2 separate regions of the Mus musculus genome follow, and region 1 is linked to region 2. The links are chromatin loops, found by intact Hi-C in ENCODE. Cell type or tissue: left cerebral cortex. All regions are shown on one strand. Links, peaks and the distances in the headings refer to the core of each region. The heading gives the core; the rest is flanking DNA. Region 1 overlaps Tspan11 (tetraspanin 11). Region 2 has its middle 9.3 kb from the start of Gm46976.

Region 1 (8,338 bases), core at 229-8,228, 61 kb after region 2:
TTTTGGCTTGGTGGCTTTAACGTAAGTCCAGTATCATGAAGCTCTGGGTCCCATCCCCAGCAAACATACAAAAAGAAGGGAGGGTTTGGGAAATGAAGGTGGGCCAGTGTCTCAATTTCATGAAGAAGGCTGAAAGCCATCTCTTTTCTTGGCAATTAGAAGTGACTTTGAGAAATATGGAGAGGTGCCCATCAGACAGTAGAGAGTTCAGAATGTCTGGGTGAGGGAATGACCTCAGACCTAAGTGGCAAAAGGAAGGTTAATCTTTCTTGTCAACATGGCTGGACTTAGACTCACCTAGGAGACTTGCCTCTGAGTGTGCCTTTGATGATGTTTCCAGAAAGGTTTAATTGATGAGGGGGAAATTCACCCTTGAATGTGGACTTCACCATCCAATGGGCTTAAGTCCTGGACTGAATAAATGAAAGAAAAAAGAAAAAGGAAGCCAGCTGTACACCAGCCCCCTCCCTCCCTCCCTCCCACCCTCCCTACCTGTCTCATGATTATGGATACTGCATGACCAATCGTCCCATACTTCTGCCACCATGTCTTTCCCACCATGATGGAGTCTATCCTTCAAACTTTGAACAAAAACAGCTGTCTTTCTTAAGTTGCTTTGGTCATATATTTTATCATAGCAACAGGAAAAGTGATATGTCATCGAATAACTAGAGGGAGACAGGACCTGGGAGCACATGGGAGGCCAGAGATATAGGGAGACTGGGAGTAGACATAGCATTGAACCTGACCTCACACCAGCTGTCGTTCTTTCTAAGGGAGGTCAGGTTCCCCTCATCCAGAGGCAGAGCTACCGCAGAATTTCATTTCTTCTTTTCTGAGAGAGACATTAACCAGAGAAGACTGACTCCCAGAGAAGCAATCCAGGGAGAAAAACAATACTGAGCTGCTGAAACAAAACGCAGCAGGACAGTAGCTTGAAACATAAATTGTCTCCCAGGTAGCAGTCCAGGATGGGTCGGCAGCTCCACTGCACAGTCATTATAGATCCTGATCACACAGTCTCATTTCTTTCCCTGTCATGCAAGGGACACTGTGTGTGCCGAGACCAGCTGCACCAGCATCAGCTGGACACAATGTTCACTGCCTGCCTCAAGACTTTGAATGATATTTCTAGAGGAGGCTCCAGCTCCCAGTGGTGTCATGGTGGCAGTTGTGTGGCTTTTACAGTTCTGGGGACTGAGACACATGCCCAGCTTTCCTTGTGTTACTGCACAACTCCTGAACCCTCTCTATATGGTCTTTGTTACAGTCCTTAAGCTGCACCCACAGCAAACACTGGGGAAGTCTGGGACGCCGAAGGCTCACCACCAGGAGCTCTGAAGGCAGTGTTGACTACAATGGCAGGATGTAGCTTGGGCTTCCGGAGGGGACTTGATGACTGTGGATTTCAGAGCAACACACAGTTGGAGAAACCCACCAAGGTGGAAAAGATGGAGTGGGAAGATAGAGGCTGGGGAGTATGGGAGATTGCAGACAGATGGCATGACACTAAAGCGATGAGCCTGCATTTAGCATCCACCCAGGACTTTTTTTTAAAGTGAACGGAACATTACTGATAATTACAATAGCAAGACAATAGGCATCACTGGTATTGTCCCAGACACAATAGGTGTAAACATGACATTGGGTGAGAATATGGAAACATGTCACCTGCTAAAACTGCCTGAGCACCTTCAGCTTGCTAACCGTGTGACCTCTGTCTGACCTCAGTGGCCCTTTCTGCATCTGTAGCAGGAGACAGTTCTAATACTCATCTCCTGGGGTGCCTGTGAGCCCTAAAGAGATTTACTTATGACAGACTCTGAGTCACACCCAGTGTGTCATGTGCGAGGGCTGCTGGGCACCTCTATCAGGGATGCAGAAATGATCCGAGATAACCGCGATCAAAGCACTTGAAAGGGACACTTTTGCCTGACTCAGTAAGGGAGGCCGTCCTTGTAGTCCATAAGAAAGCTACAGCTTGGCATCAGAGAGAGCTACACACAGGACTGGGGCCAGAGGCTGGGTGTCCTTCAGCCTCCTTAAGTCATTGGGGTTGAGGAAGGTGACATAAGCACCGAGATAGATGTCACCATCTGCATTTGATGACCTCATGCCCACTGTGATGGCCAAGGCCATGTGGGTGGCACCTGCTGGAGCCCTGGCTGTAAGTCACCCAGGCTGCAGCGTGCCTTTCAGCACCCACACATGTAAAGTGTGTGCTTCCTGCTCTCAGGTTGGAAGCCATCAGTGCTATCTTCCTACTTGTTTTAAAAAGACTTTCCTGCCCATACCAGTGTACTTCGCTAAATAAAGGTCTTGGCTTCTTGTAAGGGGATGATAATGGTCAGCTGGGAGCAGGGTCTCTCTAGTAACCATCTTTCTGGTCAGAGACACTAGTAAGCAAAGTGGACACCGGAAGAGAGGACCTGGAGCTAGCAGACACAGACAGTATGTTACTTGGGGTAACCCAGATGCTGTAACTGGGGTCTAGAATGTTCCCAAAGGCCTCTGAGTAGAGGTCTCAGCCCCCAAGGTGGTGTTATTGGGAGGGGCTGATACCTTCAAGAGGTGGAGTCTAATGTAAGAAAGTTAGGTCACTGGGATGTGTCCTTAAAGGGGCTATTGAGACCCTGTCCCCACACTGTGTTTCCTGGGCACCATAAGGTCAATAGAACTGTGTCCCCCCTCCACCAGAGGCCCAGAGTGACAGTGCCTAGCAGCTGTGTGCATTGGAACCCCTGAAACCATGAGCTAAAATTAACCTTTCCTCTTTTAAGTTGACTTTTCCCTGGCATTTTTGTCACAGCAACCGAGATTTGACACACCACCCACTTTCCACTGTGTCCTTGCTTTCTCCCTGAAGGCTGTTGGCCACCATAATGAGGGGAGAAAGGGGGCAGAGGCAAAGAGCAGGGTTGGGATGGCTGTGTGTATGGCAGAATGACCTCTGGAAACTGCTGCAGCTGAGACAATTCTACTTTATTGTGTCAGGGATAGGGTGTATATGAGTGTTTTCAGGGGTACCGGTGGAAAGGGCTAATTGGTCATGGCATCAAGCAAGCAGGAAAGGCTGACTGCATATAGTACAGCACCTAATTATCATGTGGGCAGGAAGCCAGAGCGGGATGTGTGCTGAGTGCTGCAGCTTGCAGAGAGCTCTGTACAAGGTGATATTTCAGACAAGGCCAGCGACCTGTGTTCAAAGGCAGGCAGAGACAGGGAAGTCCCACTGATAAAGAGGGACTTTTTGCACTGATAGAGTACCATTTTGCATCCAGCACTGAAAGCCATCTGGTCATGGGGATTGCTACCTTAATAGCAAGGTTCCCCGACATCCCACTGTCCTTCGCTGAGGAAGGCCTTCAAGATCCGGATTCAATCATCCCTTGAGCATTTCAGGACATGAAGTATTTGCAAGTTCTCCAGTCCATTCAATCCTCAAAACTACCCAGAAAGGAGACAGAACTGGCCCAGCACCATCTCCAATTTACAAAGCAGGATGCTGAGTCCCTGGAGGCCATTCGGCTTGCCAAGGATCACAGTGCTGGAGGTGACAGCTGGTGCTCACACCCAATGATTAGTGCTGCTCTTGTGTTTGTTTATTCACTGACACTTGTCATATGTGTCAGGAAGTTCCTGTTTCAAAGATCAGACTACAATTTTTTAAAGGAAAAAAGTCAGAACCACTTAGCAGAAAGTGACAGCAAACAGAACCGGAGGAGACTGTGTGCACATGCATGTGCGCACATGTATATTCACATGTGTGTATATATGAATCTGTATGTACTTGTGTGTGTACACTGAGTGTGCATGTGTGCATATGTGTGCACACATGTGTGTATGTGTATATGTGTGCTTATGTGTGTGTCAGTGTGTGTGCATGTGTGTGTGTATATATATATATATATATATATATATATGTGCATGCTTGTGTAAATGCTTATGTGTATGTATGTATGTGCATTCATGTAGACACATGTATGTGTACTTTTGTAAGTATGTGAGTGTGTGTGATGTGTGTGTGTACAGTGTGTACATATAGGTATATATATATATATATATGTGCACATGTATGTATATATGTGTATGTATATGTATACATGTGTGTGTGTGTGTGTTTGTCTAGGTCTATCTCAGTGTGTATGTGTGTGTTGCATGTGCATATTCATGTGGAACCTGATGGGAGCACACAGCTAAAAACAGGGCAGGGGGTGGATTCCCACATATAACACACGTTGGTGCTGCAAATGAGGCCAAAAAAGTCCCATCCTGTCCTTACTTAGGAAAGCATCAAAGAGGACTTAGAGACTAAGTATTCTTACTGCCAGGATCTTAATTCAAGGTCCACCTACAGCACCATCCACGAGACTCTATAGTTAGCAATCAACCCTTAGTCTGATCCAAACAGTGGCCCACATCCATCCACGTGTATGCAGGAGCTAACATCAACACTCTGACAAAGTAGTGCCTCCCCAGAGACGCAAGCTCATGCCTACATGCCTCACTGTGGAGCTCACAACCAGACGATTCCAAGTCTCCAGCTCAGGCAGCCAGAAGCAAGGAAGCGCTCAATCTGGAAGGTTCTATGAGCATCGGCAGTTCCTTTGTAGTTCACGGACTGCCATCTTAACTCAGGGCTGCTGCCTCCTACGGTCCCAAGTGCAGTCTACACCCAGGACAGACACCATGATCTTACCTCTCACATGAGATCATCAAGCTGAAGGAATCGGAAAACAAAAGTTAGAGCTACAGGAGACCGGTCAAGACACACTGTCCTGCTAAGGCTCACCCTCAGCATCCCACCAGGGGACTGAGCAGCAAATTAGGGACACACAGGGACCCTCAGCTTAGCTTCCCTCTCTAGTCCTCAGTCATAACTGCCAACCAGGAGTAGGGATCTTCTGTGGACCGCAAAACCACAACATGACCTGTGGCTCCTCCTGGTATCCAGGGCTTGGCTTCAGTTCTCAGTGAAACAGGCAGACTGGAAAAATGGCTCCATAGAGAAAAAGACCCTGCTGTGAAAGCCTGAAGGCCTGAGTTCAGATCCCCAGAACTCACATTAAAAAAGAAACAGAAAATAGTATACGGGTCTGTAATCTCAGCACGATCCTACTGGAAATGGGAGGCGGAGGCAAGAGAGCTGCTGGAAGTTTGAGAGCCAGAGATAATAAATAAGAGCCCTGCCCTTGTCTCAAAAAAAAGGTAGAAAGAGCATCAATACCTAAAGTTGTCCTTTTACCTACACACACTAGCACACACACACACAAGCACATACATACAAGTGCACATATACATGCATACACACACACAAGCACAGACATACACACACACACAAGTACGCACATACATGCACACACACAGAAGCACACACACACAAGTGCACACACACAAGCACACACACATGCACACACATATCTAAGCACACACACACGTGCACACACACAAGCACACACACATGCACACACATATCTAAGCACACACACACAAGTGCACACACACATGCACACACATATCTAAACACACACATGCACACACATATCTAAGCACACACACACACACATCCAAGGATCATGTGGCTCCTTCCAAACACCCCTGCAGCTCTCAGCTCTGAAATGACTGAGAGCCCTCCCAGCTTCTTGGCCTTGTCAGAACCATTCCTGACTCCACCAGGACAGCAGGCCCATCTGGGCTCCATCTATGGCTTCTCATCCTCTGAGCTCTTTGAGACCCATTCCCTGGGAATGGGGGTTGGAGGGGCAGGCTTGCAGATGAGAGAGAAAGAGTCATCCCCAAGTCTTTCAACTGGTGACATTACATATCCAGTCCTCAGGAATGGCCCAGAACATGACATCAACATGACATCTGCTCTTGCTTTTCTAAGAAGGCCTGTGGCATGCCTGTGAACTTAGCAGCCCCTGAATCCAGCTTTGTTCCTCTGTCAACACCACCACTTAGGAAAGGCACTTGAAGCTGCTGCTCCAGAGATCTGTGAAAAGGTTTCAGCATTTTGGTGGAAACTGTCTTAAATATGAGTCCCATGAGAGGCTATACCCACACTACATGATTCCTACCACACCTGGGTGATATCTGACTGTCCCTAGACATGGCTCCCAGGATTCTGAGTCAAAATGAGATGCTGACATCAGAAGCATCTTGAAGCAAGATAAGACAAGTCTTTCCTGGTTCCGGCCTCAAAAATCCCGTCTTCCAAGAAGCATCACTGTCCTAGGAAATCGGAGTCATTGGTCACTCTCTGGCTGAGTATTGTTCCAACCCTGAAGAGCTGGGACCCTGGGACAGGTTAGTCATCTACATGCCAATGAGTCCCCAGGTGTCCATGTGATCTCCAAGCAACCTGGTAGGAACCACTCTAAAGTTACCTCCTGAGCCCAGTAGGCAATATTCACTAGGCACAGTGGGAGGGGCCATGAATCTTCCAGGCCACAGATGTCCCGTTTCAGTCCTTAGGGTCTTAGCATAGTCCCCGCCTAGGACAGGCAATAGTCAGCCTGTGAGCATCCACCAATTGCTAGGGCTCTGAAAAGGCCTAATTCCTTCATGAGGCCCTGACCTCTGTTATGGCATCCTGATGGCCCTCTGATGTAGCGATGCTAGCTTGCAGATAATGGAAGGTTAGGAAAGTCGCTTCAGTGCTGGGAGCTCTCTGAGCCTTGGTGCCTCTAGGTGGGCAGGGAATACAGTTGTTTAGGATTCTAGCCCTCTCAGAGGACAAAGAGGCAGCTTGTTAAAACGGGGATTCTGGGAAACAATCATCCCTTTCATACCCACATGCTTGCTTGTGATTCAGCATCAGAGGTTGATATAGAAATGATAAGAAACATCTGTGATGCTCTCATCAGGAAGGCAGAGGCAGGAGCATTGTGACTTCTAGGCCAGACTAGGCTACATAGCAAGACCATGTGGTGGTTATCGTTATTGCCAATTTGGGCACAACCTGGAATCACCTGAGAAGAAGGGTTTGTCTACATTGGATTGAACTGAGAGCCTGTCTATTGGGAATTATATAATTCATTTAGTTGATGCGGGAAGAACCAGCCTACTGTGGGCAGTACCATTCCCTAGTCAAAGAGTCCTGAAATATGTAAGAGTGAAGAAATTAGAGTGAGCACAAGTAAGCCAGCAAGTGAGCATGTGCAGATTCATTTCTTTCTGCTCTTGACTATGGATGTGATGTGACTAGCTGTTTGAAGTTTCTGCCTTCACTTCCCCAACTTCCTCACAATGGTTGGCTGTACCCGGAAACTCTAAGCTAATATAAACTTGTTTCCCCTATACTGCTTTTTGTAGGGTTATTATTTATCATAGGAAAAGAAATGAAACTAGGACATCCTGTTTCAAAAAAAAAATGGTTCTCTCACCCTTCCATCCCCAGGTAGTCCCACATGTCCTGACAGTCTGACCCCCAACCATGGTACAGACTGCCTCTCACCTCCTCAATCTCATTCTGACTCATTTTAAGGAAGTTATGGCTGAAGCTCATAACCTCTCTGTAGATGTAAAGAAAGGGAAAATGGCCACTTATTGAAGTTTGGAGTGTTGGATGGCCAACGGAAGGGACCTTCCATCTCCCCATGATGTCAGCAGTAGAAGACAAAGTGTTATCCAGGAGGCTCTGAGAAACATTACAGAAAATAACAGCATCCCAATCCAGAACCAAGCCAATACTGATGAGGGATTTTCCCTTAGGAGACCACACTGGTACTTCAGCATAGCTGATGGTAAGACACATAGCTAGGTCTACTGCCTAGCTCTGTTGGTAGGTTTCAAAGCTGTCACTAGGTGACCCACTGATTTGGCCAAGGTTTCTGATGTTAGGTGGGGAACTGATAAAAGACCAGTGGCATTTCTCAAACAAGTCATGGAGGCTTTCTGCCACTACACACACATAGAACCCAAGAAAACAGAGAAATCTGGCATGGTACCCTGACTTTCATCAGTAAGTCAGCATCAGACATCAAGAAGAAGTTACAGAGATAAGAAAGATGAGGAGAAAAGTCATTGAGAGATCTAGTGGAAATTGCAGAAAAGGATAACAGAGAATACAATAACAGAGAACATATAGAAGAAAAGTAGATTAAGACAGGAAAGACATTGAGTAGAGATTTAGCCAGAGTCCTTCTAGTCAACAACACCTCAGATCCAAGGGAAAGGAAACACTAGTTCCAACAGATTGCTGGAGGGAAGGAGTCTAAAGAAGCTGCTGACCACCATTAGGTAAGAATCAATGTGCTTACTACAAGGAAGAAGGTCATTGGGCTAAAGAAGAAGCCGCACACTAAGGTCATGTTTGCAGAGAAAGAAGACTGAGGGA
Region 2 (8,338 bases), core at 100-8,099:
AGTACGCCATGTGATAGATACAGTGCCTGTGCAGAGACCAGGAGAGGGCATCAACCCCCACCCCCACCCCCACCCCTGGAACTGCAGACAGAGGTGGCTGTGAGCCACCCTGTGGGTGCTGCGAATTAAACCATCCTCTGTAAGACTGCAAGTGCCCTCAAGTGCTGAGTCTTCTCTCAAGCCCCTACATTTTATTTTCCCCCATGGCTTTTGCAAAATACCCTTAGTGGTATATTCTTCCTCCATTTCTCACCTAGTATCGGCCTCTCTCCCCACTTCCAGTTAACTGCCCCGTTTTTCTTATCTCCCCCGTAACAGCCTGTAGGCCTTCTTTTCTTCTGTTGCCCTTACCCATGGTTCTTGCTTGCTTTCCTGGTTTCTATGCTGACTCCAGGAAATATTGGAAGCTTGGATCCACAAATGAGAGACTGTGTGGTGCCTGTCTTCTGAGGTCTCGGTTACCTCAGTATAATAATTAGGGATTCATCGGAGAACCTGACCTTATTAAGACCTTGGACTATTATCATCTCTATAAGCAAAAAGCAGCAGATTTTCAAGGTTAGTACTGGATATGTGGATGTAAGGCCTGTCCCGCATGATCTTTCATGTGGAGTAGAGCTTGCTCCTTGGAAGTTAAGACACCAGACAAGTCCTTGACCAGGAAAAGGCTTCTTTATGTTTTCCTATATAGAAACATTCCCTCCCAGCTTCCTCGTGGATGCCTCTCTGGGTGGATTACTTACTTACTCAGCCTCCGGCTAGCAGCCTATCCACTAGGAGAAGTTCTCCAGGAATCTAACAGCAACAACTACCAAAAGAGACAGCCAGGGGCTTTTAGAGAAATAGCATAGAGGTTCACCTACATCCAAGATCAATTAGATTTCCCTTGCAGAGGTTGTCCTTCAAAGTAGATGGGGCCCCGGGGATGGAGCAATAGCTCCGCTAGCAGTTAAGGGCCCATATTGCTCTTTCAGTGGACCAGAGTTCAAGTCATAGAACAAGGGGCAGGCAGCTCACAAGCTCCAGTACCGGAAATATCAGACACCTCTAGCCTCCAAAGGCACCTATATTTGTGCACATATGACACACACACACACACACACACACACACACACACACACACACACACATTTTTAAAATAACAAAAATCTGAAACTAACAGCAGGGATGAGCCTTGGGCTGACTTCCTTGGGCTGACTTATAGGAGGACATGAGGTGACCTATTAATCCCCCCAGGTGAGAATAAGACCACTCATATAATTTTGAGCCAATTTTGAAGTAAGCTTTAATTAAGCACTGGCCAGGATGATAGACTCTGGCCAAGTCCATTCCCGGGTTCCCAGAAAATGGTGATGAGTCACATTTTACAGAGGCTTACAAAGGTAAACCCATAAGGCCATGCATTGTCCATTTAGGTCCAATTGGACAAACGTATACCCTGACATACTTCTTTTTCCCTACCTCCTGCCTCCATCGGTTTGGGGCAAGCATATATCCTGGCATATTTCCTGCCTAGCAGGATGTGATCAAGTACATCTGGTGCAGTTGGGTCAAACAGACTCATTTAGGGGAATGGAAACATGTGACCTGGTATCTTTCATAAACAATAGCCCCCAGCATCTCAGGTGGTGTCTGTCCTTGGCCAAGTGGCTTATAGGTTAGAAGCACTCTTGTTCCATGGATCTGTTAGGCACAATAATTAAAACTTAAAACTTAACTTTGGCTCTCACAACCTGCTTGTTGTGAGAAAATATTGCTTCTAAGTTAACAAGTAAAGTCTAATAAAATGTCAATAAAATGTCAAAAATATCCCTGAAGGTGGTACCGTCAAGCACTTGAGTAATGGACCTTCCCCAGCACAGGTTGGAGAGCTGGGATCTTCCCAGCTCCTTCCTCTGGTTGTGTCTGATCTATCCTTAATTCTTCTGCTGACCCTTGCCCTTCCCCACGTCTTCTCAATAAACAGTTCTCATTTCTTCCAGGATTCAACAACTCTAGCTTCCAATGACATTATAACAAGACCTCAGCCCAATTCCAGAAAGAAATCCAGAAACATGAATGGATTATCCTCCTGGGCCAAAACAGCAACCTGACAGTTCAGCAAGGAGAACACCTCCCCTCCCCCCCCCACCCCCGTCCCCGTCCCCAAGCTTGACCCCCTGTCAAGGAATGCAAGATGCAAGGAATGCTTGGACAATTTTCAGTCCTACCCAAGGGAGCCTCCCTTTAGGAATGGTTGGAGAGACTGTCTGCTGATTGTTAGAGTCCTCATTTCAATGAAAAGCAGCTACTGAAACTTTACCCTTTTGCATGCTTAAAAGATGTAAGGAGCGAGTTCTCTCTGGGGGGCAAGTTGAGGCAGGATAGTGTAGCAGCAAGGCCAGAGACTCAGTCCACTCTGTCTGAAAAGAGTATGTTGTGTGTCCCTTCCCAGCAGGGCAACAGTTCATCAGCAACTAGTATTTGGTTGGGTACCTGCTCATAGAAAAAGGGGGGCCAGTGTAAGCCAGTATTTAGTGCAAAGAGGACAGGTGGGGCCCTTGAAACAACCTGTCAAGGGAAAGCTCTCATTACCACCTCATGAATATGCATGAGTAGGGATATTTGTCTAAACTGAAGAGCCTGTACCCACATGGAACATCCAAAGTAAGTACGTTTACAATGATGGGGTTTGCACAACATCCCAAGTTATGCGATAATCCATCTGCCAGTCAAGCCAAGGGGCCACCCAGTTTCCACCCCTGGGGATCAGCTCCTTTCCCACCCCTAAACTCAAAATAAAAAAATCTTTGAAAAAAAAACAAGTAAGGAACTCAACAGCTGTCTGGCTAGATCCTGACACTGGGCTTGCAGCAAATCTTCTCTAGTGTTTCTTTCTCTCCTAACAAAACCATTATCAGTTGTGTATACTTTCTCGATTGTTTGATAAAGTCTCCAAGAACCTGGAACTCGGCAATCACAAAACTCCGCAGTACCAGCACTGCTTGTCCCCCCTGAGACTGGTCCCTTGGAGTGAGGCTCCAAAGACTGTTCTGAGTTAGGCTCTAATTGTCCATCCATGCAAAGCCTTGCCAGTCAGTGGCTCAGACTCTGAGCAGTTATGGTCTGATCACCAACGCCGCCATCTCTAGCACACCCCCTGTGCTCCTGCCTCTGTACAGTGTCTGAGAGCAGCTGCGAGTCCTGGAACACTCCATCCGGAACTTAGTACATCAGCCGTGGCCCACAGTGAGAGAGAGAGAAACACCCACATCACGGCTGTGCATCTGGAAGCAGAGCCGCTCTGTGTTGTGTGTGTTGAAATAGCCCTTGCTCCTTAATTTTGTGTTGCTTGGGGTTATGTTAAAATTAGTATGTCCAGAATATAGCAGTGAGGAAAGATGGCCCAGAAACCTTTTTTAGACAGGAAAGGGAATGCTGGCCTGCTTTTCTCCGTGTGCAAAGAGACAGATCACAAAGTGAACCAGAACTGACAAAGACGTGTATTTCTTTGTTGCTGTCTTTTTGTGCCTGGCAAGAAGGGTCTCCCTACAACACATTACGGTCACTTTTCTCTAAGGGCTACCTTCCTGCATCCCTCAGTGTCCCAAATGGGCTTTCAAGGCTGTGGCTTTCCCAAATTCTGAGTCCCTTGTGCCCTCTAGGCCACAATAGATACACAAGTCATTGTATAAAATCTCCTGTTTTTCTTTTCGTCTTCCTCTTGCCCCACCCCCACCCCCACACCCTTCTAGGGACTCGTTCAAATGCCCTTGGGAATATCTCCAGCCTCTGGATGACAGTGACTACTGCATGAGGGTGACACCAAGTTATGTGTGCTGCTTAACAACTGTTTGCTCACTCATTGGTTCTCTCCTTCCACCCCACGGATCCTGGGGAATCAAACTCAGGCCATCAGCCTTGGTGGCGAGCGCCTTTACCTGCTGAGCCAACTCAACAATCTATGCTTCACATTTCTATCAGTGTTATGATTTCAAGAGTTTGCTGCTGAAGCTTCTGGCTGCACAGAGCACAGTCACCTCCCAACCTAAGAGGTCGTCTTAGTTAGGGTTTCTACTGCTGTGAAGAGACACCATATATATACACACACACACACACACACACACACACACACACACACACACACACAAATACTGTGGTGGTCAGTCTTGTCACCTTGGCAAGATATAGAAGTCACTCTGTCAGTGAAGTTGTTTCTACCAAGGGTTGACTGAGGTAGGAAGACTCGCCCTGAATGTAAGCAGCGCCATCCCACAGACTGAGAGGAAAAGGACAGAGCAAGCCGAGTACCAGCATTCTTCATTGCCTGCTTCCTGACAGCCGGTGCGACGGACAGGCTGCCTCACAGTCCTGCTGCTCACTCTCACTGCCAAGAAGACCTAAGCCAGCCCTCACAGTAAACCTTCCCTGCTCCAGACGCCTTCTTGGGCACCTTTGTCACAACAATAAGAAAATTAACTAAGAGCCACATACATATATGATAAGAGTTTAATTTTTGTTTTTTAAATATTTATTTTTAATCATGTGTATGTGCCCTGCATGTGTGGATGTGACTAAGGATGTCCAGTGAGGCCAGAGGGGGACATCAGATTCCCTGGATCTGGAGTTACAGACCCTTGATATGGGTAGTGTATGTATTCAGTATGAACAAGCTGGACAGAGGACGGCTCACTTCCCAGGAAGGGCATTACAGGACAATGTGTAAATTGAAAATAAAATTACAATGTATGTATGTACTGTTTTCTTGTAGAATTTTCCACATTAACGTCTTCAGGCTGCGACTATCACCACGTGGTAACCACTACCACCTAATCAGGTAGCTAGCTGAGAGACAGCATCTTGTTTCGTTCTCTGGTCACTGGCGAGTTTGAGCATCTCTCTGTGTGTCCCTTAGGATCTTGTGACTTCAGGTTAGTTGCCTGACTTTGTAGCCAGTTTCCTGTCTTTTTCCTTCCTGGTTTGTGGTAGTCACTGCTGTGCTCCTCAGACCTCCAAGTCTTGGCTCTTGCTGTCGTCAGTGTTCTTTAATTTGTTGTCTTTTGGATTTTGTTTGTGTTTCCGTTGCAGTGCCGGAGAGTGATGCACGTGGCTAGGCACGACTCTGCCACTGCCCCTTGTTTATATTTTGAAGTGGGGGGGGGGGGGTCTCCTTAAGTTGGCCAGGCTGGCCTTGAACTCGCTCTGTAGCACAGGCAGGCTTTAAACTTTGGATCCTCTCGCATCAGCTTCCAAGTAGCTGGAATTGCAGGCCGGTGCTACAACAACCCAGCTTTCAGGTTTAAAAGTTGTAAAGAACTTCATTTCTATCACCCATCTGTCACCTTGGTCTTTTATTAAACACCACTCCTCTGCATTTTATTTGCCCCCTATCTCGCCCCCTTACCATCACCACCACCATACACACAAAGGGACGGACAGGCACAGAGATAGCACCTCCATCATCGCTCATAACAAGAACAAACCTTCTTCCTCTCGCATACAGATGTACCTCTGGGGATGAGAGAATATTACCTGCGTGCACGCCCCCCTAAGCCTTCACTAATGACCTCCACACGCTGTAGCACATTACACTGAGTGACAGGGGAGTCTCATTTCCACCTTTTCAAAATCATCCGAGGGGTCGACAGATCCTTGTCTCGAGCGGTTCAATATTTGGTAAGGCACTAGAGAGACGGTTCAGCAGTTAGGAACACTTGTCCCTCTTGCAGAGGACCGGGGTTCAGTTCCCAGCACCCTCATGGCAGCTTGCAACCATCTGTAAACTCTGGCTCTGAAGATCTGATGCCCTCTCTGCCGTCCATGGGCACTAAACACACATGCTACACATGCGAACATCCAGACAAACACACACATTCGCATAAATAATCCTTCTCGCTGTCTAAACCAGTCCCCCACCCTCTGCCATTCACTGTTTTTAAAGTAGCCCTCTAGGGTGGCTTCATTTGGGAAGTTTCCCACATTGCTATGAACATAGTCCTAGGTCTTATCACCTTTAATAAAAGTTAAAATTTCATCATTAAAAGTCACATTCTTTGTTAGACTTTCCCCAAGGAAATCATTTCATTTTTTTTTTTTTTAGTCCTGAAAGTAGCACCCATTTCTCCTCTTACATATTCTAGCTGGCTTGAAAGAAAATTTGATGCTTTTTCTTTGTTGTAAGTGATCTTCTTGGCTAGTAACTTTGCCAACATTTTATTCTAGTGATTTCTCTCTTGATTCTGTTGGATTTCCCATGTCTCTAAGAGACTTTATAGTATATTAAAAAGTAACCCGTGTTTTGTTCCAGGTCATAAAATAAGATCATTAATAGCCTCCCTATAAATGTACACACTCACAGCAAATTTGTGATATGTCAACTTTATCGCTGTTTCCTATCATAAATTTCATGATTTTGAATGGCACTTGATTGTTCACAAATTTACTTCTAGAGTTAATCTACCTGACCATTCTATACTTTAAAATATACTCTTGGATTCAGGAGTTAATATTTAATTAGGAAATCCAAATTAAGTAGACAATAATATTCTTTTGCTACTTTATCTGATCGTGAAGCCAATGCCAGCTAGTACTGTAAAATATGTGAGGCAGAGAGATCTCTTCCTGCTTTCTGAAATATTCTGGTTCCTTAAATTTGGTGAGACTGGCCTAAAAACTGTGGGTGTGGGCCTTTAATCCAGGGAATAGGGCATGGTCTCAGTTTTCAATTCCTTTCATAGCTCTATGCTGTATATATTTTGTTTTCCTAGATTATATATATTGTATATATCCTAATATGTAAATGCTTATTTTTTATTTTTAATTATACCATATAAATATATATTTATACGTAACTATATATATATATATATATATATATATATATATATATATATACCTTCTCATTCCTGGCATTCTCCCACCTTTTCTAGCTTGTCATGTGTGCCAGCCCAACTCCTCCCTCACACTCTGCTTTGTTTCTGTGTCACTTGTTCCTGGTCACTTTTGCAATTGATGTCCTCATTTTCATTGCTTGGCAGTTTTATCTGGTGATGAAAATGCATCCTTGTAAGCACTGGCTGTCCCTGTTCCTTCCTGGCTTCTTTTCTTTCTTTACTCTTCTTCGCTGTTTTGTATTTCCCTATAGAAATGCCTCTTTAACTAGAAATTATTTCCAAAGAGGTGACCATTTTCATAAACTGAACCTTTATTCATAATTACTAGTTCATGCCATGGTGATCTGAGGCTCAGGGCTCACCTCGCTCTCCTTACCCTTAGAACTGTGGAAATTTAATAGAGGTTTGCTGCTGATGACCCATGTTTGGCTGTTTTGGGTTTTGGGTTTTCGGGGTTTTTGGCTGTCATTTGTTGTTGGTTTTTTTGTTTGTTTGTTTGTTTTGTTTTTGAGGCAAGAACTGATTATGGAGTTCCCGCTGGCCTCGAGCTCTCAAACCTGCCTCAGTCTAGTCTCCTACGTGCTGGGATTACAGACCCAATCAGAGCCTGTGAAGAGTCCCTGTCCACAAGACAAATGTCCATCTGACTCTTGATTTTGAGGGAAGAAGTGTTTGTTTCATGTTTAGCTTTGTTCTATTGGGATTGTTAAGGTTTATTTTCCATGTACGGGTGTTTTGACACCCACCCACCCCACCCCCGTGTGTGTGTGTGTGTGTGTGTGTGTGTGTGTGTGTGCATGCACATCACCTGCAAACTAGTGCCCTCAGAGGTTCAGAAGGTGTCGGAGACAGCTGTGAGGCAGGGTTTAAATGCTGGAAACCCCAGCCCCATTGCTTGTTTTTCTGTCTGTTGGTTAGTTGACTAATATAAGAGAAGTTGGTGGTAGTAGTTTGGTCTGGGTTGGGTTGGGGGGGGTGTAGTTAGTGAGTTGTTTGCATATTCTTTATTCAAGTTCATATTCCTAAATTTTATCACAAGGGTATCCACAGAATTTTTTTTTTAATTTTACCTATAGCACCGGGCATTCTATGACCTCTTCCAATATGAAGTCTTACATGCATCTTTATTTTTTTAAATGTAGTCATTATATACACTTGTATCTCTTTTTCTGAGTCATCTTTCATGGACCTTGGCATTTCTTCTTCATCTAGTCTCCATCTTCTGTTTCCCCCTTATCTCTCCCCCTAATCCTCTAGGACACTTCCCAAACTCCATCTTCAGGCTCATGGAAGTGTTCTTGGTGCCTTTCACTGAGTCTCCCTCATAAACTAGTGGGTCTTCCAAACTGCTTGCTTTTTCTGCTTCCCACTTAACCACATCCCCAGGGGGTTCTTTGAAGATACAATGTTCATTCCAAATTCTTATTTGCTCAGTGCATCACTCCTGTTCCTTCTAGTTCTAACAG

What was found. A loop is a pair of places that touch in the nucleus more often than their neighbours do. Peaks named below come from ENCODE experiments on the same cell type or tissue, not always from the same donor. Only the 100,000 strongest peaks of a DNase experiment are listed, where the experiment ranks them.
Region 1: a loop joins it to region 2, with 8 times the contacts of the local background. A loop is called at or near these places in 2 of 42 quality-filtered maps.

The regions. Positions count from the first base shown.
Region 1 is chr6:127,898,340-127,906,677 of GRCm38, forward strand. All of the region lies in intron 1 of Tspan11 (tetraspanin 11), which reads left to right. Among named protein-coding and RNA genes, the nearest start is that of Tspan11, 15 kb to the left of the region's middle. In left cerebral cortex, for the core only: a CTCF peak has its summit at 4,673; DNase peaks (open chromatin) are centred at 2,196, 2,824, 3,071 and 4,414; H3K27ac peaks cover 396 bases.
Region 2 is chr6:127,837,160-127,845,497 of GRCm38, forward strand. No RefSeq gene overlaps it. Among named protein-coding and RNA genes, the nearest start is that of Gm46976, 9.3 kb to the right of the region's middle. In left cerebral cortex, for the core only: no CTCF peak of the experiment used is centred there; DNase peaks (open chromatin) are centred at 3,233, 3,856, 4,322 and 6,967; H3K27ac peaks cover 535 bases.